Regions from separate parts of the Mus musculus genome. Here region 1 is linked to region 2. The links are chromatin loops, found by intact Hi-C in ENCODE. Cell type or tissue: gastrocnemius. All regions are shown on one strand. Links, peaks and the distances in the headings refer to the core of each region. The heading gives the core; the rest is flanking DNA.

What was found. Hi-C counts contacts between places; a loop is a spot of excess contacts. Peaks named below come from ENCODE experiments on the same cell type or tissue, not always from the same donor. Only the 100,000 strongest peaks of a DNase experiment are listed, where the experiment ranks them.
Region 1: a loop joins it to region 2, with 2.2 times the contacts of the local background. A loop is called at or near these places in 6 of 42 quality-filtered maps.

What each region holds. Positions count from the first base shown.
Region 1 is chr14:78,976,011-78,987,393 of GRCm38, reverse strand. It overlaps Vwa8 (von Willebrand factor A domain containing 8), which reads right to left. Exons shown (of 45, transcript NM_027906.1): 13 at 4,998-5,158; 14 at 3,092-3,205. Among named protein-coding and RNA genes, the nearest start is that of Vwa8, 130 kb to the right of the region's middle. In gastrocnemius, for the core only: no CTCF peak of the experiment used is centred there; DNase peaks (open chromatin) are centred at 2,916 and 5,070; H3K27ac peaks cover 52 bases.
Region 2 is chr14:78,672,261-78,683,643 of GRCm38, reverse strand. All of the region lies in intron 2 of Dgkh (diacylglycerol kinase, eta), which reads left to right. Among named protein-coding and RNA genes, the nearest start is that of Gm30716, 27 kb to the right of the region's middle. In gastrocnemius, for the core only: a CTCF peak has its summit at 7,009; DNase peaks (open chromatin) are centred at 5,223, 6,968 and 8,825; H3K27ac peaks cover 1,072 bases.

The sequences.
Region 1 (11,383 bases), core at 2,754-7,753, 310 kb before region 2:
CATCATTGTAACCCCGTCCCTTTCCCACAGAGTACCAATCTCCAATATGTGAAGGCCCACCAGAAGGTACCGGCATGTGGGCGACATCAGAGAAGAGTGACATGCAGTTGAAAAATAGTTTTCTTCAAATGCAAAGACCTATACACAGATGTTCACACCCTTCATTCGGGTTTCCCCAGTGTTAAGACTTTATCAGCTTATACTCACATTGCTCACAGTGGCAATTCCTGGGCCATTAATTTGGCTTATTTTACTGACACAGTCACAAGCCTATCTATCCCTTCTACCTCAAAAAGCAGCTCATGCAAACACAAGGCCTCCTTTCACAATCATACCACCATTATGATATTAACAGAATTAATGAATCCAATAGGAGGGAATATACACACTGTACATATTTAATCATTTTTCATTTGGGGGTGTATGGGAGGGTGGTGTCTCTGCTGTGTACTGTGTGTGTGTGTGTGGGTGTACTTGTTAGTACAGGTGCATGTGTGTGCCTGTGTTGTGTACCATGTGTGTACTTATTAGCACAGGTGCATGTGTGTGCCTATGCTGTGTACTGTGTGTGGGTTCTTGTTAGTACAGGTGCATTTATGAGAGCAGAGGTAGCCAACTTTCCTCAGCTGATTGCCCCATTTTTTTTGTTGTATTTTTTGACACATGGTCTTGCTGTAGGCCTGACTGCCTCTGACCTCACTATGAATAACAAGGTTGGCCTTCAGCTCAGACTGGTCTATCTACAGCTGCGTCCCTGATACATCTGAACCCTGGTTTCTACCCTTATATTTAAGACAGGGTCTGTAACTGAACCTGAAACTTCATCTACAGGGATAAGCTAGTCAGCCAATTAGTTTCAAAGATCTGCCTGCCTTGGTTAAACTTCTGCCTCATGCCGGGTTACAGTTCCTATATACATAGTACCTGGCTTTTTATATGCCGGGGTTACAGCTCCTATATACATAGTACCTGGCTTTTTATATGCCGGGGTTACAGTTCCTATATACATAGTACCTGGCTTTTATATGCCGGGGTTACAGCTCCTATATACATAGTACCTGGCTTTTATATGCCGGGGTTACAGTTCCTATATACATAGTACCTGGCTTTTTATATGCCGGGGTTACAGCTCCTATATACATAGTACCTGGCTTTTTATATGCCGGGGTTACAGCTCCTATATACATAGTACCTGGCTTTTTATATGCCGGGGTTACAGTTCCTATATACATAGTACCTGGCTTTTTATATGCCGGGGTTACAGCTCCTATATACATAGTACCTGGCTTTTATATGCCGGGGTTACAGCTCCTATATACATAGTACTTGGCTTTTTATATGCCGGGGTTACAGCTCCTATATACATAGTACCTGGCTTTTATATGCCGGGGTTACAGCTCCTATATACATAGTACCTGGCTTTTATATGCCGGGGTTACAGCTCCTATATACATAGTACCTGGCTTTTTATATGCCGGGGTTACAGCTCCTATATAAATAGTACCTGGCTTTTTATATGCCGGGGTTACAGCTCCTATATACATAGTATCTGGCTTTTTATATGCCGGGGTTACAGCTCCTATATACATAGTACCTGGCTTTTTATATGCCGGGGTTACAGTTCCTATATACATAGTACCTGGCTTTTTATATGCCGGGGTTACAGTTCCTATATACATAGTACCTGGCTTTTTATATGCCGGGGTTACAGCTCCTATATACATAGTACCTGGCTTTTTATATGCCGGGGTTACAGCTCCTATATACATAGTACCTGGCTTTTTATATGCCGGGGTTACAGCTCCTATATACATAGTACCTGGCTTTTTATATGCCGGGGTTACAGCTCCTATATAAATAGTACCTGGCTTTTTATATGCCGGGGTTACAGCTCCTATATAAATAGTACCTGGCTTTTTATATGCCGGGGTTACAGCTCCTATATACATAGTACCTGGCTTTTATATGCCGGGGTTACAGCTCCTATATACATAGTACCTGGCTTTTTATATGCCGGGGTTACAGCTCCTATATACATAGTACCTGGCTTTTTATATGCCGGGGTTACAGCTCCTATATACATAGTACCTGGCTTTTTATATGCCGGGGTTACAGCTCCTATATAAATAGTACCTGGCTTTTTATATGCCGGGGTTACAGCTCCTATATAAATAGTACCTGGCTTTTTATATGCCGGGGTTACAGCTCCTATATACATAGTACCTGGCTTTTTATATGCCGGGGTTACAGCTCCTATATACATAGTACCTGGCTTTTTATATGCCGGGGTTACAGCTCCTATATACATAGTACCTGGCTTTTTATATGCCGGGGTTACAGTTCCTATATACATAGTACCTGGCTTTTTATATGCCAGGGTTACAGTTCCTGTATACATAGTACCTGGCTTTTATATGGGCTTTGGGGATCCAGACTTAAATCAAGCCTGTGTAGACAGTGCTTTAACTTCTGAGCCATTTTCCCAGGTCTAATCTTTTCTATTTGTGTTTTGTAAATGTTTTCATGTTGTTTCCTGCTACAGGAAAATCGAATCTCACCCATAGCATTTGACTGTTATACCTAGTGAAAGAGCTGTAAGGAAGCTGGGGGCAGGAGGCCAGCAATGCCTCAGGGACATCCACAGTTATGCCCATGACTTCCTAGTAAAGCTGGCTTACCTTCTTAATACAGTTGAGACAGTTATTTAAAAGTACAGGCTAAGAAGTCAGTAGGGCCTAGATTAAACCTCAGGTTTTAGAAGTGTCAGGCTATCTCATCCACAGGACACCAAACTAAGCCATTCAGTTATTGTTTGGTTTGACTCTAGCTTAGCTAAAAATAAAGACTGCTACTTTCAGCTTAGCAGTAAGTTAACGCTAAGAATAGTGTAGTCAAGGGTTGGCTTGCTGCCAAGCCTCAGGAGGAGTTGGCTCCCCAAGACCCAAGTGGAGGAAGAAGACAGGAGATTCCCTCAAGTTGTTCTCTGGCTCCTGTATGTGAACTGTAGTATGTGTACATACACATCCATGCACATACATATACAATAAATAAAAGTTAAAAAACAAACTGATAATAACGTCCTTCAAATGACCTGTTCTGTAGCTGCTCATCGGTCAGTTGTAGCTTCTCCTTCAAGCTCAGGTACCTGTCCTCCCTCAGCAGCCGAGATCCATCATACAGGCTGAGCTCCCGGTCATGGATCAGTCTGATGGGGAAGGGGTTGGGGGAAACAAGTTAATCAATGATGTAAGGAGAGGCAGCATCACTCAGTCTGCATGTCATGCTGGAGGACAAGCCTAACAACTGTCTTAGGTGCGTGTTCACAACAGTAACTTCGTCAGTGCTATTACGCACTATCCTGGGCAGACATGCTGGACTCTGCAGAGGAGCAGTCCCAAATGCCAGCGATGGGTATGAGGGAGAAGAGACATGAAGAAGGGGAGGAGGAGGTGGGAGACAATGCCTCAGCTCACCCATGGGGCATGTTTTCACGTGTAAGCCACACACACTCCTGAATCCAATGCAGCTTTGAAAGGGAAAGTATCACTATAATATTTCACTGTTGAAATTGCAGGACTTAAGATATCAAAAGCCTCAGAAATAACTCCATTGCTCCTCCACATGGCAGCCCCAAAGCAACTAGCTTCCCATACTGTGTAAGACTCTACTGCTAGGTCTGCAAAGGTCAGAGGGCAAAGACTCATCTAGAAGCTATGAGCACAGGCAGTGCAGTCTGGAAGGCCTGGGTTCAAGTCCAATGTGCTGAACAATCAGAGAAGGGAGAACCATTCCATCTCTCTAAATTTTACTCTAAAATTAAGGCAAAAAAATTAAGACAACAATGCCAATCTCATATAGTTGGTATGAAAATTGAACAAGTAATTTAAAATACATGCTTAACATCATCTTGCTCAGTTTTCCTAAGTTAGGATTCCTAGGCAGCATTTTAAAATGCCCACGTAAAAAACTCCAGCCTGTATCATTTGAAGCCCTGGTAGGGATGGAGGCCAGGCACTGTATTTTATAGCTCCATTTGTCAGCATCCATCCTGCAAGCGGCCTGAGGCTGACACTGGAGCCTCTGGTTTAGCACAGCACAGGCTCCTTGCTGCTGTTGCTGCTCTTTTGTCCTTGGCCAGGCATCTGAGAGACAGCCAACAAGAGAGGGCTGAGCCTTTTCTTATTTTTGTATCCACATTTATCTGTTTGGCAGAGAATATTAAATTATGAGTCTAAGAAATGTGGTAAATCACCAAAACTTTGTGATTACTATTTTTAAACCCACACAGACCGAATCAAGATTAATACAACAAACACATTTGGAGTCTTTCATTCCACTCAGTGCCTGCATCTTGTCAGCGATAAAAACTGTGGTTAGCTGGGTGAAGAAGTGGCTTCTTTCATTTATTTGACACTTCCCAGTAAGTCAGATTAAAAAGTCATGCCGTAGGAAAGGGATGAAAAGCATCAGTAACCTCAGAGATGACACAGGCGGGGAAGACTTTCCACAGAAATTAGACAGAGAATCTTCCCACATTAAACTGTTTCTCACTCAAAATAAGAAAATGAAGGCTACAGAAATGGTCATATCTGTGCTGAGTGAAATAAGCAAATAAATACACATTTTATATTAAATTTTATTTTCTCTCAAAAAATTAAATAATAAAAAAATATTACAATAAGCTCAGCTCCAATGTTGTCTGGGATGATGTCTAGACGTATCGTTAAGATAAAATTGCAGACGCTCCAGCTGTGTGGTTTGTTGCACATATTGATCTATGTCCATAAGCCTCTTGGAGCCACGGCTGGCACACTTTCATCCTTTAGCTCTTACACAGCAAATTCTGCCACAGAGGTGAGGTTTGGGGTCTGATAGGCATGTGTTTATAACCAAATATTAATAATATTGTATTCAGCTTAATAATATAGAACTGTAAATTCCTCAGGACCTGAAATCTCAGTGTTTAGGTTGGCATAAAGACTGTCTATGATGCAAACCTTTGCAATACAGCCAGTGTGCCAGCGTTGACGCGGTGGATACCATCCAACAGGACCAGTTTGCCTTCCCGGGCAGCACTCACAAGGGGTGAGGAGCGCCAGGCGGTGTCGCCGTTGGGGAGCGTGTACCGCTGCTGTAGCAGGTCCCGCGCAGTCATATCCTAAAAGCAGGCACCAGCAAAGAATATGCAGAGTTAATGTTGAAGACCTATGCAATGCTTCTTTAGCCTTGTGGACATGTGTTTGCACACATTTGTCTTTGTACAGCATATTTCAAATAACAAACAAAAAGTTTTCTCAAATCCAAAGAGAAATATCACCAGAAAGCTTTAGGTATTTCCCCCTTATTACATATTTGCTCGATGTAAGAATGAGAGTTTGCCATCTTTCTCTTATTATTTAGTACTCCCTTTCTCTTTCAAAAGGATGACAACAGTAATTACTGCCACACTGAATGGAATCAGGTTCCATCACTGCATCCTAGAGACCATAGTGTGGGTGTTCTCTTTCACACTGAGAAGCTGGACATTCAGAGATGACTACGTTTTTTTTTTTTTTTTTTTTTTGAGACAGGTTTCTCTGTGTAGCCCTGACTGTCCTGGAACTCACTCTGTAGACCAGGCTGGCCTCGAACTCAGAAATCCGCCTGCCTCTGCCTCTGCCTCCCAAGTGCTGGGATTAAAGGCGTGCGCCACCATGCCTGGCTCAGAGATGACTACTTTATCCACCATGTGTGTTTCCTTTTGAAAAGCCTTCCTAGGGCCTATGCCTTGACTCCTTGGACTTACAGAGGCTAACCATGAAGGAGAGCAGGGACTGAGAAACAATAGCCCAACACTTAAAGAGTAAATTAAGGGCCCACACATCACACACCAGCCCTGAAACAGTGCAGGCAAGTCAAGCCAGCCAGCAATCATTGTACCGTGTAAAGCTACAGTAAAACGATGTGGTGCCCTGACAGGAGCAGGGCTTCCTCATGTGTGTTCGTGTTGGGAAGGCTGTCTCAGCAGTTTCAGATGCACTCTGTGCTGCTGTATCAAACACAAATGCGACCTTTACCCTCACCTTTATTCAAAATGTTATATTCCTTTGTAAGTTCTGCTGTAAACACTCCTAGTTTTAAGCAGGAAACCAATATTTATAACAACAACAATCTCACTAAAACCCAGAGTAAGATGTGAGACTTATTTCTTTCAATGATAGGGAAACCTATCAAAACAGTACTGATTTCAATGCTTCCTGACCTGGTCACAGGACACAGAGAAATCAAGCAAGATCTGGGCTGGAGCTTTATCCCTGTAGGTCCTGGATGCCACACTACTGACTACAGGCAAGATGTGACACTGGTGCAGCCCTGGCCACAGTCTGTCATAGAGGCAGCCGACTGCTTTTTGTCTGTTTTTCTTTTTTCAGTTTTGGATTTGGGGCCTGTTACAAAGAAGGTAATTCACACCTGGTACAGAAACCTGGGGAAGGCCATAGGCCCTAGTAGAGAAACTCTTCCTGTTATTTGGTTTAATGGATGTGATATATCCTCACACTGCCTCCTAGGTAAGTGTGCTTACGCCCAGAGCAGGGAATCTGGGAGCCTTGGTCACAGAAGCTTCCTTTTCACAGTGGTCAATGGCGGCTGCAGACTCACAACTGGGGGAAGCATTGAGATTAAGTGAATATTGAGTGCTCAGTCCTAAGCAGAGCTCCTTTATGGAGCAGGGAATACTGCAGGAGGAGGAGTACAAAAACTGTTAAGGGCACTGGGAGGAAAGAGGTGTGGAATGCTAAAGACCACACAAGGCACTGCTGTGATTGTCTACAAAAATCTATACACTAGAAGCCCATCAACATCTCGTTATGGGGGAGGGAGACTCGGGGTTCCATCCCTCCCTAAAGACAGGGATACTAGCTGACAGAGCAGAAGCATTTCTTCTGTGGCGTAGCCACTAATAACACGTCCATATTCCTGTACAAAACCACGTGACATTCATTTGGGTCATGTTCCTCACCCCCAAATAAGAGAGAAGAGAGTGGAAGGGAAGTTGTTAGTATGATGAGATCAATCAGCATTGGTCAGAAGGGGACAACTCAGGCTAACAAGGCCAATGTGAACCAATGAATTATAAACATACATGAATATGTGATAGTTAAATGCACTATTACATGTGATAATCAAATAAAAAAAGATAAATACAACTACCATTAAAAGGTAATGACTTAATAAACAAAAGTATGATTATATTAAATTATGAGGAAATTTTTCTGGATTTCTGTATTTGATGTGTTCATAATATACATACATGTGTTTTGTCTGTATGTATGTATATGTAGCACATGCATACTCGGTGCCTCCATAGGTCAGAAGAAGACATTATATTCCCTGGAACTGGAATCATATTCAATTATGTGGGTATTGGGTCCTCTACAATATTGACAAGTGCTCTTAACCACTGAGCCATCTCTCCATCATCATGAAGACATTCTTAAACATAACATTCAAATTCAGCCAAGCTCTATAACCTTAAAATGCTGTTTTAGATACGGTGTCAACATTTAGCCTTACTCTTTGTGGTGGTTAAATCAAGAATGGCCCTCATAGGCTCATACACCTGAATGCTTGTTTTCTCACTGGCAGTACTGTTTTGGAAGGATTAGGAGATGTGGCCATGTTGGAGTTGGTATGTTGCTGAGAGTGAGTATGGAGGTTTCAAAAGCCTAAACCAATCCTGGCCTGTGTTCCTTCTCCCTACATGGCCCACCCCGATCCCATGCCTCGTTTGTGGATCAGATGTAAGCTCTCAGCTACTGCTCCAGCACCATGCTTACAGTTATTCTCCCTGCCATGCTGGCCATGTAATCACCCTCGACACTATAAGGAAGCTGTCCTGGCTAGTTTTGTGTCAACTTGACACAGCTGGAGTTATCACAGAGAAAGGAGCTTCAGTTGAGGAAATGCCTCCATGAGATACAACTGTAAGGTATTTTCTCAATTATGATCAAGGGGGAAGTCCCCTTGTGGGTGGGACCATCTCTGGGCTGGTAGTCTTGGTTCTATAAGAGAGCAGGCTGAGCAAACCAGGGGAAGCAAGCCAGTAAAGAACATCCCTCCATGGCCTCTGCATCAGCTCCTGCTTTCTGACCTGCTTGAGTTCCAGTCCTGACTTCCTTGGTGATGAACAGCAGTATGGAAGTATAAGCTGAATAAACCCTTTCCTCTGCAACTTGCTTCTTGGTCATGATGTTTGTGCAGGGATAGAAACCCTGACTAAGACAGAAGCCCTTAATTAATTCTTTTATAAGTTGCCTTGGTCATGGTTCTGTAATTGTAATATAAAAGTAAGTGCCGGGCATGGTGGCGCACACCTTTAATCCCAGCACTTGGGAGGCAGAGGCAGGTGGATTTCTGAGTTCGAGGCCAGCCTGGTCTACAAAGTGAATTCCAGGACAGCCAAGGCTACACAGAGGAACCCCATCTCGAAAAACAAAAAACAAAACAAAAAAGTAAGTAGGCCACACATTAATAGTGCCTCCCCTCCCCCTTTTTCTTTTTGACAAAATAAAATGTAGTAAGATAAGACAAAAATCATCATATCAAGTTTGGGCAAGGCAACCCAATAGAAGGGAAAGAGCCCTAAGTACAGCACAAGACTCAGAGACGTGTACACACGCTCAGCAGCCCCATAAAAACACTAATCTGAAAGCTATACTATAGTATGCACTCAGGGACCTGGTGCAGGCTTTGCCATCCCTGTGCTGTGGCTTTAGTCTCTGTGAGTTAATGAGCCTCGCTCGGTTGATTCAGAGGGCCTTATGCTCTTGGTGTCCTCCATCCTTTCTACGGCTTATATGCTTTCTGCCTCATCTTCCAAAGGATTCCCTGAGCTCTGAGGGGGTAGCAGTGCTTCTCAATTCAACTATAAATTTAAGGTTTTATACAAGCTGTGTGAGCAGTATCACTTCATACTGTCAGTGACAGCTAACATCATCCAAGACTAAACTTAGCCATATCATCAGTGAGATGGTGCATGGTATGGGAGGGGACACTCCCCTCAGGGCTGTGCTACTGAGTGCTAAGTTGTTCCTATGTAAGAAAAGTTAGATATTAAAGTATATCAGTAGATCATTTTCATATTAAAATTATTTAAAATATCAAACATGAGTATATACACATATAAAATACAAATATTCATAAAATAGTATAAAATACTAGAACAAGTTAACTTAAAACTCTCAACATTAACTATTCCAGATAAAATATTCACTACAGAGTCATATCACATACTGACCCAGAGATATAAAATAAACACCTGCCTTGGCACAGTGATAAAACGCAGGCCATGTTTCAGAAAGAGCTGGGGAAATTCTCAAGAAGCACATACGCTTAGGCTCCATCTCCCTGAAGAGTCAGACTGAGTAGGCCTAACCTCCCTGTTTTTATTAACATCATATTTATAGTCCTGCTACGTCTCCTAGGCAATACAATCTTTTATAAGGAATGAAGTTAGCGTGAACCTGAGTTACAAGGACAAACAAAATATGCAACTAAGTACCAAAAACAAGGTGGGGAAATACATGGGTACATGTGTGTCCTATTTGGTGCCCTTACTGCCTGGCTGGAAACCTACCTGCTGGGAGGTGGGGTGCTTGCCTCCACATAGGAAGCCTGCACGCATGACCTCAGCACTGCCTGGGCTGTGAGATTTTTGTCTTGAAGATGGACAGTTTCAACAACAAATGAATAACAACAATAAAAACACACTCCTACTGGATTCAGAGAGGTGGTAGTGGGAAGGAAGCAGCCTGACATCACGGAGGCAAAAGAAATGAATGGATGCTGACTTTGGAAATTCCAGGCCCACACTGAAAACTGGCAACACACGGCCCAATTCAGCTCTAATCTTGTTTTTGTCCCCTCAAAATGAGACGAGGAATATCCTCTGGCATACAAGTTCAGCGTCCCGGGAAGTTGCTTTGTTGGGGTTTTATTACTGTTTATTCTGTCAGGAAAAAAAAATAAATCTTCATTCTCGACCCAGCAAATCCTGAATCGCAACTCTGTATAATATTAAAACAGTCCATAGGTCTTCATCTAAAAGCTCTTTAATATTAAGTTACCTCACACACTGTTTACAATGCCCATCTCACTGACGTCTGTTAATATTCACTTAGAGATGAGAGAGGGGTCAGCACAACGTACTGTCCATTTCTAACCTGGCAGCTGATGAGCTCTTTATAGTGACTGAAGCAAAATGGAATAATTATTTGTTGCTATATAACAAAACAAGTTGTACAGAACAATATTAATCTGTGCAAACTGCAAACCACATCTATAGATCAGAAACAACCTTTCTTTATTGAATCTTCAAAACAGAGATTGAATGGCGTTTTACAGACTGGCCCATTTCACTTGATCACCTCAACTTTCTGCACACCTTCATGAAAACCATTAATTTCTAGCTTACTGTTTATTAATTTTAAAAACTCCATTGAGAAAAGGTATTCCCTTTAATATGTGCTGCTGACTAAGTAAGTCCCTGTACTGAAAGACAAAAGTCTAGTTGTTCAAGGAAATAGTTGGTTCTGTTTCCCCACAACAGTTAATAGCAGAAGTTATAGTTTGATGTGAGTTGCATTAAAGTTCAAGGGCAGCAAACTAAACATCCATAGACCTGGACCTGACCACATGCAATCAACAGCAAAAACAGAATTGTTAGGGATAAGAATTAATTTCAGGAAAAAGATTTATTAGTAAAACATGCAATTTTCAAGTGTGGTTTCTTTTAACATCTTGTTTGTTCTTTGTTTAAAAAAGATTTACTCATTTACATAATCATGTATATGAGTGCTTTGTCTGCATGTATGTCTGTACAGCAAAAGAAGGCATTTGATCCTATTATAGATGGTTGGAGTACAGGGAATCAAACCCAGGTCCTCTGCAAGAATGATAAGCAATCTTACCTGCTCCACAGAAGGCCGCACCTCCCAAAAGTGCCACTCCCATGTTTCAAGCACATTCAAACCACCACAATGTGTGTATGTATTTATACATATACATATATTCTTCTACCTATATGCATGTTAGTAAATTGAAAAATGAAGGATTTTTTTTTTTTTTTTTGGTTTTTGGTTATTGGTTATTGGTCTTTTGAGACAGGGTTTCTCTGTGTAGCCCTGGCTGTCCTGGAAGTCACTCTGAAGACCAGGCTGGCCTCGAACTCCCAAATCCATTTGCCTCTGCCTCCCAAGTACTGGGATTAAAGATGTGCTCCACTGCTGCCTAGCCAAATGAAGATTTCTTAAACCTGCTTTTTATGGGCATCTTGGAAGCACACTAATAAAATGTTATGACCAATGAATACCATTTTTTGCATACATTTTTCTTGCCCCTGAAA
Region 2 (11,383 bases), core at 4,345-9,344:
CACACACACACACACTGGGAAGTACATAGTGGTTTTGGGGGTGCAATAAGATAAATATACTTAATGTCAATAAAAATATAGTAAGTAGAATGATTGTGATGTATATATATATATATATGCACACATGTAATATAATGCATATAATTATATGTATATATATTATAATGTACTTTGCATGTATGTTTCCAGGGCTGGCATATGGTATTGGAAAACCAGTTTTGCTCTTCCCTGAGGAGGCTATTTCTCCTGTTCTTAGCATTTCTTAGTTGTCTGTAGACCTTTGTGTATGGTTGAGGCCTCATGAGATTTCTCTTTCCCGTGTTAGTATGTCTGACACAGTTCCAACTGAAATATCTACAACACAACCCCTGCACCTAAGGCTTAGAAATTATTTTGGAAGAAGAGAGGAGAAAGATTGCAAGAGCCGTAAGAATAGATGTTTGTTGTGAAATTACGTCTCCTAGAATTGTCAGAGAAACTTCACCCACGAAGTCTCACCAAACATGACTGCCTAAACAAGACCTGAACACTTTCAACCCGAGTAATTTCTCAGAGTATTTACAGGGAGCAACTATGAAGACTGTGACCATGTCCGTCTGTGGGACAGAGGACAGTGGCTTGATGCGTACTGTAAAGCAGTGAATACCCAAAGTTGGTCGTTTAGTAACTCAGGCTTCTGCATGCAGAAACATCTGTCTGAGCCTCCCTACACCATAGTGAAGGATGGGAGAATCTATTGAAACTTGCTCTTTATGCTTGATGTGTTGAGAGTAATAAAGGACTTTTTTTCCTTCACCCAGAATCTATCTTCTATCAGCATACACGAAACAGTTGACAGACCAATCTGCTGAGGTCCTGATGCTAAAGCCTCAGGTGGAATGATGTCAGCCTTAGGATGCCTGCTCAGTGTTTTTATTCAGCGCCATGCTGGGGGGTCCTAGTTAATGCAGTGAGTTGGAAAGGAGAGACATACGGTTTGAAAAGAAAGAAAACAGCTTCACTCGAAGGCAACCTAACTATGTAGAAGGCATGAAGGAGATTCCGAAGCAGTTAATAGAAGCAGTAAGGGGGCTGAGCGCACAAGGGTGGACTCTCTAACGATACTTCCTACGACACTGAGAGAAACGTGTGTTGGATATTATGAAACATAAGTAAAAGCAAAGATTTGGGTGTGAGGTTGGCAGGTTTCAGACTGTTGAGACTGCTATCCTGAGAGAGATCTACAGGGTCAGCATGAACCCCTCAGAATGCCAATGGCGTCCTCTGCAAAAATACAAAAATGTCTTCTAAAAGTCATGTTAATTCTCAAGGAATCCCCGATAGGCAACCATCATGAAAAGGAGAACTATGTTGTATCTCTCACACTTTCAAAGCTGGAGCCATGAAAACAGCGAGGTACTTACATATATCAACTGCTGTGAAGGAAGGCGGGAAACGTGTGTGTTGGTCAGGGGATGTCCTGCAAGGATGCCTTCTTAGTCAGTGTTCTATTGCTGTGAGGAGACACCATGACCACAGCAACTCTTATAAAGGAAGACATTTAACTGGGACTGGCTTACAGTTCAGAGAGTCAGTCCATTGTCATCACGGCAGGCGGGAAGGTTGGTAGTGTGCAGGAAGACATGGTGCTGGAAAAGTTGCTGAGAGCTCTACATCTTCATCTGCAGGACCCATGTAAAATCCTCTAGGTAGACTGGAGACAGGTGGAGCCCAGGGCTTGCTAGCCAGACAGTCTATTGAAAGCATCCATCTCTAGGCCCAGTGAACAATCCTGTCTCCCAAGATAAGGTGGAGAGTGACTGAAGAAAGTGCCAGATTCCTACCTACCCTTGCCCTTTGTGCTTGGGCACACCCACAAATGTGTGTACAAATACACACAACATGTACAGAAAAGTAGATAATGCTGCAAAAGATAAACATCAGTTGTCATGACACACACGAAGGGGAACTTCAAATTACAACCATAATGGACTGAGTGTGGTTGCTCATACCTTTAATCCCAGTACTAGAGAGGTGAAGGATTTATAGGACTTTGAGGCTACCATGGTCTATCTACACAGCATCTTCCAAGACAACAAGGGCTGCATAACCAAGCAAAATGAATCATGCTCTTATATGCATTTAGCTGCTTCTTATAACGAGAAAAGAAAAAAGGGGGGGTGTTGTAATGGATGCAAATAAGGTGAAAGGGATGTGAGAGCATTGGAGTTGGTGCACAGATGTTGGACTGTGAAGTAGGCTCAGCAACTCTGCTGGGTCCTCCAAAATTATCACCCAGCTGTGCTGCTTCTGGGTCAGTATTCAGAACAGTTGAATTCAGAGTCTCGAAGTGACGTTTGTATAGTAGAGTTCATAATGGCTGAAAGGTAGAAGAAGCCCCAGTGTTGACAAAGGAAGAAATGATACTTGGTCATCTTAAATCAAGGAAACTGACTCACACAGAGGAGGGTGTTATGCTAAGTGAAACAGGTCTGGAAACAGATAAACACCTAAGTGAGCTACCTGGAGTGGTCACTCACGTTTGTAGGGTCAGGAAGTGGCAGCTAGGGTTAGGGGAGGGGAAAGGAAGAGCTGTCCAATGGCTGGCAAGCTGCAGATTAGCGAAATGAAAAATCTTGGAGACAGGTTGTACAATAGCCTAATGCTTTTCAGCTTTTTACTTAAAATTGGTCAAGGTGGCAAATTTTCTGTTACCTGTGTTTTACAACAATTAAAAAGAAGCTCACGGAAGACTCGTGAAGGCTCTAATACAGTGCTCAGTGAGGTTGGAAAGGAAGCCCACCTGTAACTCCAGTTTCAGGAGATTTGGCACCCTCATCAGGCCTCCAAGACACCTGCATGCATGTGTTTTACACACACACACACACACACACACACACACACACACACACACACACACACACCAAATAAAAGGAAAATAACTCTTTAGCCTAGTGCCTGGGAACAGCTGGCAAACAGTTCTACATTGCATACGTTTGTGGACTTGAAGTGGCTTTCAGATGTACACTTTGACTCCAGATTGTCAGATTTTTCCTTAAGGTGTACGTTTTCATGTGGGCTTGGGAGGAAATACTGAGTGTTAGCATAGGTTTGTATACAATATGAGAAAGTTCAAAGATGTTGGTCCTATTACCCGTGTAGTCTTGCTTCACATAGGTTTGTGTGTATATAATACAAACATATGTATGTATGTATGTATGTATACATGTATTCACTTTTTAGTCTTAAATGTACAGATGTGATAATGAACGGAGAACTCCCAGTTGGCGGGTATTAAGAGCCGAGTGTATAGTTCTGTACATTTTACAGCTTATTCTGAAAAGAGTTAAAATTTCATACTGTCAAGTATCTTTGAAGAGAGGAGCCTAGGGTGTGGTTATTTTACACAGTCTCCGGTAAACAAGGAGGTGGACAGATCCCTGACTCCATATCTTGCAGGATACTTCTGGAACAGAGCTAACATTCATTTAAAGAAAATCTATGCTAAGTCCTTGGAAAGCAAATAGGAACTATGATGTCATTAGTTTCCCTGCAAATAGGAACTATGATGTCTTTAGTTTCCCTGGCTAGAAGCAGACTTGAAATTTGTCAGGAAACTCGGTGAAGGAGGGAGGGTGGGGGACCACGGACCTCAGAGCCTGAGAGGGACTTCACAGTTTGTTCTTGTTGCCAGTGAATAACAGGGCTTCAGAAATGGCACAGTTGTTCACTTAACTGGGAATCCTTGTTGGAAGGAGAGTCAGTAATGGACATAGTGGTTGTGTTCTTAGTGACATTCATCCACTTTTAACTTAAGTTAGACACTGATAATTAGTCATTTTTTTTATATTCCTCAACTTTCTGTTTCTTTCCCTTGGAGAAAAAAACAATTCTTTTTTGAGCATGTGTGTGTGTGTGTGTGTGTGTGTGTGTGTGTGTGTGAATTAAAAGTGTTACTATTGCTATGTGTTGGTGTGAATCTATATATATATTTTACATTTCTACATCTATAAAACCACTAGCTTACAATTTTCATAATTGACACAGCTTAATTAAGGTTGTGACTTGACATTTTGGTGATTGTCAGGCCATTTCTTCATTTGGCGATATTCCAGTATGATATCTTTCTGAGTGAGATAAATCTATGCCTAAAGCCAGAAGAAAAGAAACACACCTGCAAATGTCATCGTTATTTTGAAATTACGTTTATTTCTGTGTTTTGCTTTTTTCATAATAGGATTTTCTGGTTTTGTGAGTAGTTAAGTTTCTATTTGCGTAAACTTGGCACTTTGAGATCACAAGTAAACCTTTTTTTCAGAAGTCAGAGTCTCTTCAGATCCTGCTGTGGTTTGAATATGGAACGTTCCCCTCAGGTTCTCACATTTGGTTACTGGGTTTTCACCTGGTGTCATTGGAGGGGAAGGTGGTGGAACCTGAGGAGGTGGGGCTACTCTGGAGGAAGTAGGTCTCTGTGGTGGGCCTTGAGGACTCATAGCCTGGCTCTACTTCCTGTCTCCTTTCTGCTTCCTGACTGTCCGGGCTGTGTGGCCAGTATGTCAAGCTTCCACACCCGCCTTCCTTGCTAGGATGGATGTATTGCTTAATCTGTGAGCTAAAAAAAACCATTTCCCAGCCTATGCTGTTTCTTATCAGGTGTTTGATCACAGCATTAGAAAGTAACTAATATGTATCTTATTGATGAAGTGAACTGCTCGGTCTCTCCGGTCCTGCCAGCTCTTTCTCTTCTCGGTTATAGAGATACAATGTACTGCATAGCCTTCAAGGCTCTGTGGGATTTACACACTGGACAAGCTTGCTGTCTTCCTGGGAGAGGATGTTCCTAATAGGATTTTTAAGGTGGGAGCCTATTGGAGATGGAGTTGAAGGAATTATCTGGGAAAGGAAGAATGCCAAACCTACTGAGGCTCAATGGCTTGAGCCTCTGGTAAGAGGGAGCCGTGTACTGTGGGCTTCCATGTTTGAAGATAACATTTCCTCTTACACTGACTTTTCTCTCAAATGGGTTTAAGCTTGAAAGAACTTGTCGTCAGGATGCATGCCAGTAAAGAAGGAGAAGAAAGCAGGAAGTGGAAAGCATGCTGTTAGACAAGGAAAACAAACAAACAAAACCCTGCTCAGTGGGAAGCTGCCTCTGCTCAGAGCACTGTAGCAACCCTGAAGCCACTCTCTGCTGCTGTCTAGCTCCCAGCACGGAGAAAGCCAGTGCAGGCTGGCTGTGTGAAGCCACGGAGCGCCTCCCCCATCCTCCTCTCTGGAAGCGTTCAGGATCTTCTCTGCTCCTCAGGGATCTGTAACTTCACAGCAGAATTCACAGTGTGGGTTTATTTTCATCCACTGTGTGGGCTTCTCCCCATTCAGGGCTCAGTTCTGGGAAATCATCTTGAGTTATTTCTTCCTTCTGTTTGTTCTCCTTATTCTGTGTGGTATTACCATTGTTTGGACGTTGGCCCTCCTGGATTTGTCATTGCGTGTTCCTTCCCAGTCTCTCCCCAACTCCCCATTTTCTAGCATGTTTCCCTTTTCATTGTGCTTCCTAGGAGAGTTCTTGACTTTATTTTGCAACCTTTCTATTGTATTTTCACTTCCCTTTGGGTAAATATACAAACATTTGTGTGTGTGCACACAGGGCTTCCTGCGATGGTTATCATACTTCAGCATCTATGTGGGCTTGGTTTTAATGCTCCCTAAAGGATGCAAAGGAAAAAAAAAGTGGTCTGCAGAAGATCAAATGTATGTTATAAAATGTGAATGTTATAGAATGTTAACCCAGGCACTCCCTTTTATGAGCTTTTGACCATCTCTTCATTACTCATATCTATCACGGGGTGTTAATGAATGGTATGTGAGTAGTGGCTGTTTAGGGAACAGTGACAAAAGAGTGGCCATTTTAAGTTCAGTTAAAAATGCTTTTTTTCCCCCCCAGAGTATTTTCAACTTGTGGTCAGTTGACTCAATGGATATGGAACCCACAGACACACACCCACACACACACACAGACACTACACACTATACACACACTACACACACAGAGACATACACACAGACACACACACTACAGACACACTACACACACACATTATACACACACAGAGAGACACACACTTCACACACAGACACACATGCTACACACAGAAACACACAGACACATACACACTACACACACAGACACACACACAGACGCATAGAGAAATAAACACAGACACACACACAGACGCATAGAGAAGTAAACACAGACAGACACACTAAACACACCACACACACACACACACACACACACACACACACACTTACTTGTAGAACCACCACCCCTGAAGCTGGACCTACACACACACACACACACACACACACACACACACACTTACTTGTAGAACCACCACCCCTGAAGCTGGACCTCTGAAGCTGTTTGAGGTGCAGGTGTTTCATTCTATAACCTGACTAGGCTTTTCCTTGACAACCCCTGACATCTCCGCCCTTGGCTTTGTCAGGTCCCAAAGGGCTTTCCAATAGCAAATTGCAATCCTGGCTACCGTCATCTTGAAGGTTTGTTATATAGCAAGTCCAGGGTACTGGCTTATTCACACTTACACAGCACTACTCCTCTGCCTCTAGTTACTTCTGAGTCTTTTATTCTAGACTCTCTCCATTCAGCTCTCTCCAGAATAAGCCCCCAGCCTTGTTCTGCTGTGGGAGACAGACATTTGGGGCAAAGCAGAGCTGAAGAAAAGAGGAGTGGGGAGGGCGGGTGCTGGTGAGGGAGGAGGAAGACAGAGGTTCGTTCTTTCTTTATATATATACATATACATATATGTATATATATATATTATTAGATATTTTCTTCATTTACATTTCAAATGCTATCCCAAAACTCCCCTATCCCCTAAATCAGACTTTCACCTAGTTCCTTGCTCCGGCACGAGAGGTACCTGGTGCTGTGAGGTATTGAGTCCTTCGGGGATCGTCTGTTCTAGTGGGCTGGCTTTCAGCTGTCCACACTGCCACTGTGTGGCTGCACTAAGTCAGTCCTCATTCTTGTATCTGCTTCACCACTTGTAAGTGGTTCAACTTTGATCTCTGATTTTGTTGAACCTCATAATCTTCTGCCTTTCCCAGAAACCTCTCTACTGGAACTTTGAAGGAATGAGAGCGTGTCGAGAGCTAAGAAACCTGTGTAAAACCAGTAGTTTTAAATATGGATTTTGGAAAAATTAAAAACATACTATTAGTTTAATATCGTAAACTCATAATCGTGAGTAGTTAAGCTTTGTTTGCTGATGTGTGGTTACAGTGGAGCTGTGTTTTAAGACAGTTTTTAGGGTACTGAGGCCTTTCCAGTCTTCCTTGCCTATATGTTTTAGCATGGCACTCTTCCCTTCCCGATTTACGTGTAGTATTTCATCAGAACCTTGCCTTTGTAAAAGCGATGAAAGCATGAAGCCGTGGTGGGCCGGGATGGCTGTTGTCTCTGCCTGTGGGTTGCCTTTGTCACCTATTCAAGGCTGAGCTCTTCATCTTTTCATTCCCCCACCCCCTTTCAGTTCATAGAATTTATAAGTAACCATAGCTTTGTATGGAACCATTACATAGACTTGTAAGTAACCAGGAGGTCCCTGGCTCTTTCTTAGCCATTTCTAGCTCGACCCCACTGTGTCTCTTTTTCCTTTATGAAGGCTTCTTAGTGACCCCCGTGTAATGTTTCCAGTCTGCTCATACGTTTCTAGCATCTCCATACTTTTATTTGGACCCTCTTATGTCCGGGGTATGGTGTATCGGCCAGGATTCTAGGGCAGCCTAAAGGATGGGCCAGTGGACTTGGTTGATGACCTGAAACAGCGGAGAGTGGCTGAGTGTGGTTTAGTAGTTGATATGTAAGTGCTAAGGCTGAGAGCAGCTTCGCTGTTTGTTAATCAGCCCTAGTTAGCAAGGGTAAAGCTTGATGTTTTGTTTATTAAGCAAGTATTTATTTTTGGGGGAGGTGGGGTCAACTATGTGCCAACCAACTGTTTGTGACTGAATGTAGAAATCACCCAAACATGAAGACCCCTACCTAACTCTGTTGTGTGGGAAAGTAGGCCCAGCCATTAGCTGTGAGCTGTCCATCACAGAGCTTTGGGCCAAAGCAAACCTTTATTTCCTTGTAACTGTTTTCCTTGCTTTCTTTCTGACCCCTTTGATTTTGCCCCTAACCTTTCCGATCTCCCTGTAACTCATCATGGCCTCAGACCTTCGCCTCCATTGGTCCCTGCCCTTCCCTCTTGTGTATTCATGCTGTGTGGTCCCATCCTGTCCTGTCCCCGACGTACATATTGTTCACTGATCAGTTATACTCTTCATATATGCATACTGTCCCCAAGCCAAGACTAGCCTCTTCAGCTCATTAATTTAAACTCTTCACATTCTTGATCTACAGTCCTGTAGAATGTACAGTTAGGGAAAGTTTCTCAGAGTTGGATGTGGTGGCTTCCCACTTTGAATTGAAGCACTCAGAAGGCGGAGACAGGAAAATTGCTACAGTTTGAGGCTAGCTTGAGCCACATAGTGACTTCCAGGCCAGCCTGAGATGGGTAAAACACTCTCTCAGAAAACCAAAAGCCAAAACAGAAGAGACAGTTTCTTACAAGAACAATTCCGAATGAAGGTGGACCGAAACCTGCCGGGTCATTTGATGAGTGGAGAGCTTTCCCATCGCTGGCCAAGCGTGTCTGTTTAATTGAGTAAGGCAGAAAATTCAGATTCGGTGTCACCACCCACCATCCCCGGTGGACACTCCTGGCTAAGGATCATCTCCATTCTACAGAGAGACCTGGTGGGTGGGGCTTGACACAGCTTTCTGGACGAGAGCTTCAGAAAGATTGGCTTGGTGCCTGAAGAGCAGTGGTATGGACTGTGAGTCAGAGCCTAACAGTGACAGGAAAAAGGTGGAAGAGGAAAGATCACAGCCAAGTGAAAGAAGAGGAGCGGGAAAGAATGAAGAGCAGTGGGGGTGGCGGAGGGCAGGGAAGGAAAAGACCATTCTTAAAGGCAAGGTTAAAAATGTGGCAGTGGAAAAATGCAACCTATTCTAGACTTTGGAAGAGGAATCTGTAGGAGAGGGAGACACGCCGGATGCTGAGAAAAGGACTGTAATGGGATGCTATTGAAATGGGTTTCGTTCTGCCGAAGTTCGGTCTGAGGTCCCCAAATGCCGCAGACAGAACAAACAGTATGTGATAGCAACACCCACATGGCCTAGAAGAGCTTTGCAGCCCCTAACATGATACCATTTCCCGCTCTCCCATCCGGTATCTGGGATGGCACCTAATGCTAGGTAAGGGCCCAGCTCCACATCTTGAAGATGCCCAAGATGTGTCTTGAGGTCCAGCTGGGAAGGAATGAGCCTGGCTTACCTCAAGTTACATGGAAAGTTAATAAGAGTCATTGGCTCTCTTGACTTGATCCATAGTCTCTGGAGGCTTCAGAGACACTGGATCCTGTAAATGCTTGCTGTAGTGACTCCTGCCTGCCTGCCTGCCTGCCTGCATGCATGCATGCATGCCAGAAAGAAGTCTGCAGGGGACACAGCTGGGCTTTCTTAATCACACCAGTCTGATTTCCACGGGCCAGGAGAGGGCCTGCTGGCGAGTCTTTTATGCCAAGGCCAGTGAAACCTTCCCAGTATGATGGAGCTGAGCCCATCAGAGGCAGAGGTTGGGCGCTATGCAGCATTCTCAGTGACGGTTAGGAGAACCCACTGGAACCCTAGGAGTTAATAGCAGGCGACTACCAAAACTACAAAAGGCCCTAATTTAATTGGCTAATGAAGTGCAGGGAGCAGGATTCTTAGCAGAAGGGCCAAGAGAAGAGGCCTCCTGTGTGTGGAGTGGGTGGCAGGTGGGGGTGAGGCGAAGTAAGTCTCAAGTTTTAAGTCTAAATTTTTCCCTCTCTTGAAAGCTAAAATGTTTTGTTTTTGTTTTTGTTTTTTGAGACAGGGTTTCTCTGTGTAGCCCTGGCTGTTCTGGAACTCACTCTGTAGACCAGGATGGCCTTGAACTCAGAAATCCGCCTGCCTCTGCCTCCCGAGTGCTGGGATTAAAGGTGTGCGCCACTACTCCCGGCGCTAAAATGTTTTTAATAGACTAGAGGACTTCTGATTTTTTTAAATTGTTGTGGTTGTTTTTAAATTACTTACTTTGAATTCATATGTATGCATGAATGCTTGCCTGCCAGTGTATGTATCATGTGTGTGCCAGGTCATCAGATCTTCTGGAACTGGAGATACAGGTAGTTGTAAGCCACTGATGTGCGTGCTAGGAACTGCGGCCAGGTCTCCTGGATGTGCCTAACTCCTAGGGCATCCAATTGAAGTAATCTTTATTTACTCTGCCTTCCAAGGGGAATGTACAGAGGGATTTCCTGACTTTGCACAGGAGGGAGGGAGGGTGGGGGAAGAGAAAGAGGGGGACATAAATGAGAATTTAAGTCCTTAGTGTGCTAGTGACCTGTAAGAGTCTAGTGTTTGCCATGAATGGAGCCACAGAGCTTGAAACTGAAGATGGGTGAGCTCTGCCTGGGTGACATTTAGAGGAGTAGGCACGGAAACCACGGTTTTAAGTGAGGCAACAAGGAGGGAGGAGCCGTGGGGAAGGGCACCCTGGTCCGTGGAAGGTAGTTAAGGAGAGATGGCACCATAGAAAGATGGTATGCTTTGTATGGCTAGCAGCAGTAGTGCCCTGAGTGGGACTGGAAGCTGACCTGGAGGGAAGCAACAGTGCTGGGTCTCAGAAAGTAAGTCAGACGTGTTGATCAGAAAGCAAGGCGTATCTTGGTAAAGAAGTGTGTGGATTTTTTTGTATTTACGTTCATGGGTCCTTTGAGAACAGTGGTGGCTTTTGTGTGGTGGTAATGTTTAAGTGAGACCTGTTCACTTAAGGACAGGCTATGAGGACAGGCTATAGATAGTATCTTAGCTAGGGTTTCTATTGCTCTGAAGAGACACCATGACCACAGCAAGTCTTATGAAGAAAACATTTAATTGGGGGCTGGCTTACAGTTTCAGAGGTTTAGTTCATGATCATCACTGAGAGAAGCATGGCAGCATGCATGCAGACATGGTGCTGGAGAGGGAGCTAAGAATCCTATATCTTGATCTGCAGCAGAAGGGACTGTGTGCCATACTGGGCATAGCTTGAGCACAGGAGACCTCAAAACCCGCCCCCACATTGCCACATTTCCTCTAACAAGGCCACATCACCTTCAACAAGGCTCTTAATAATGACACTCCCTCTGGACCATGCATTCGAATAGATGAGTCTCTGGGGGCCATTCCTGTTTATACCAGCACAGTGGGGAGTGGGGGAGCAAGAGAAGTTTTTTTTTTTTTTTCTAGGATTTGCATGTAGACCTTGAA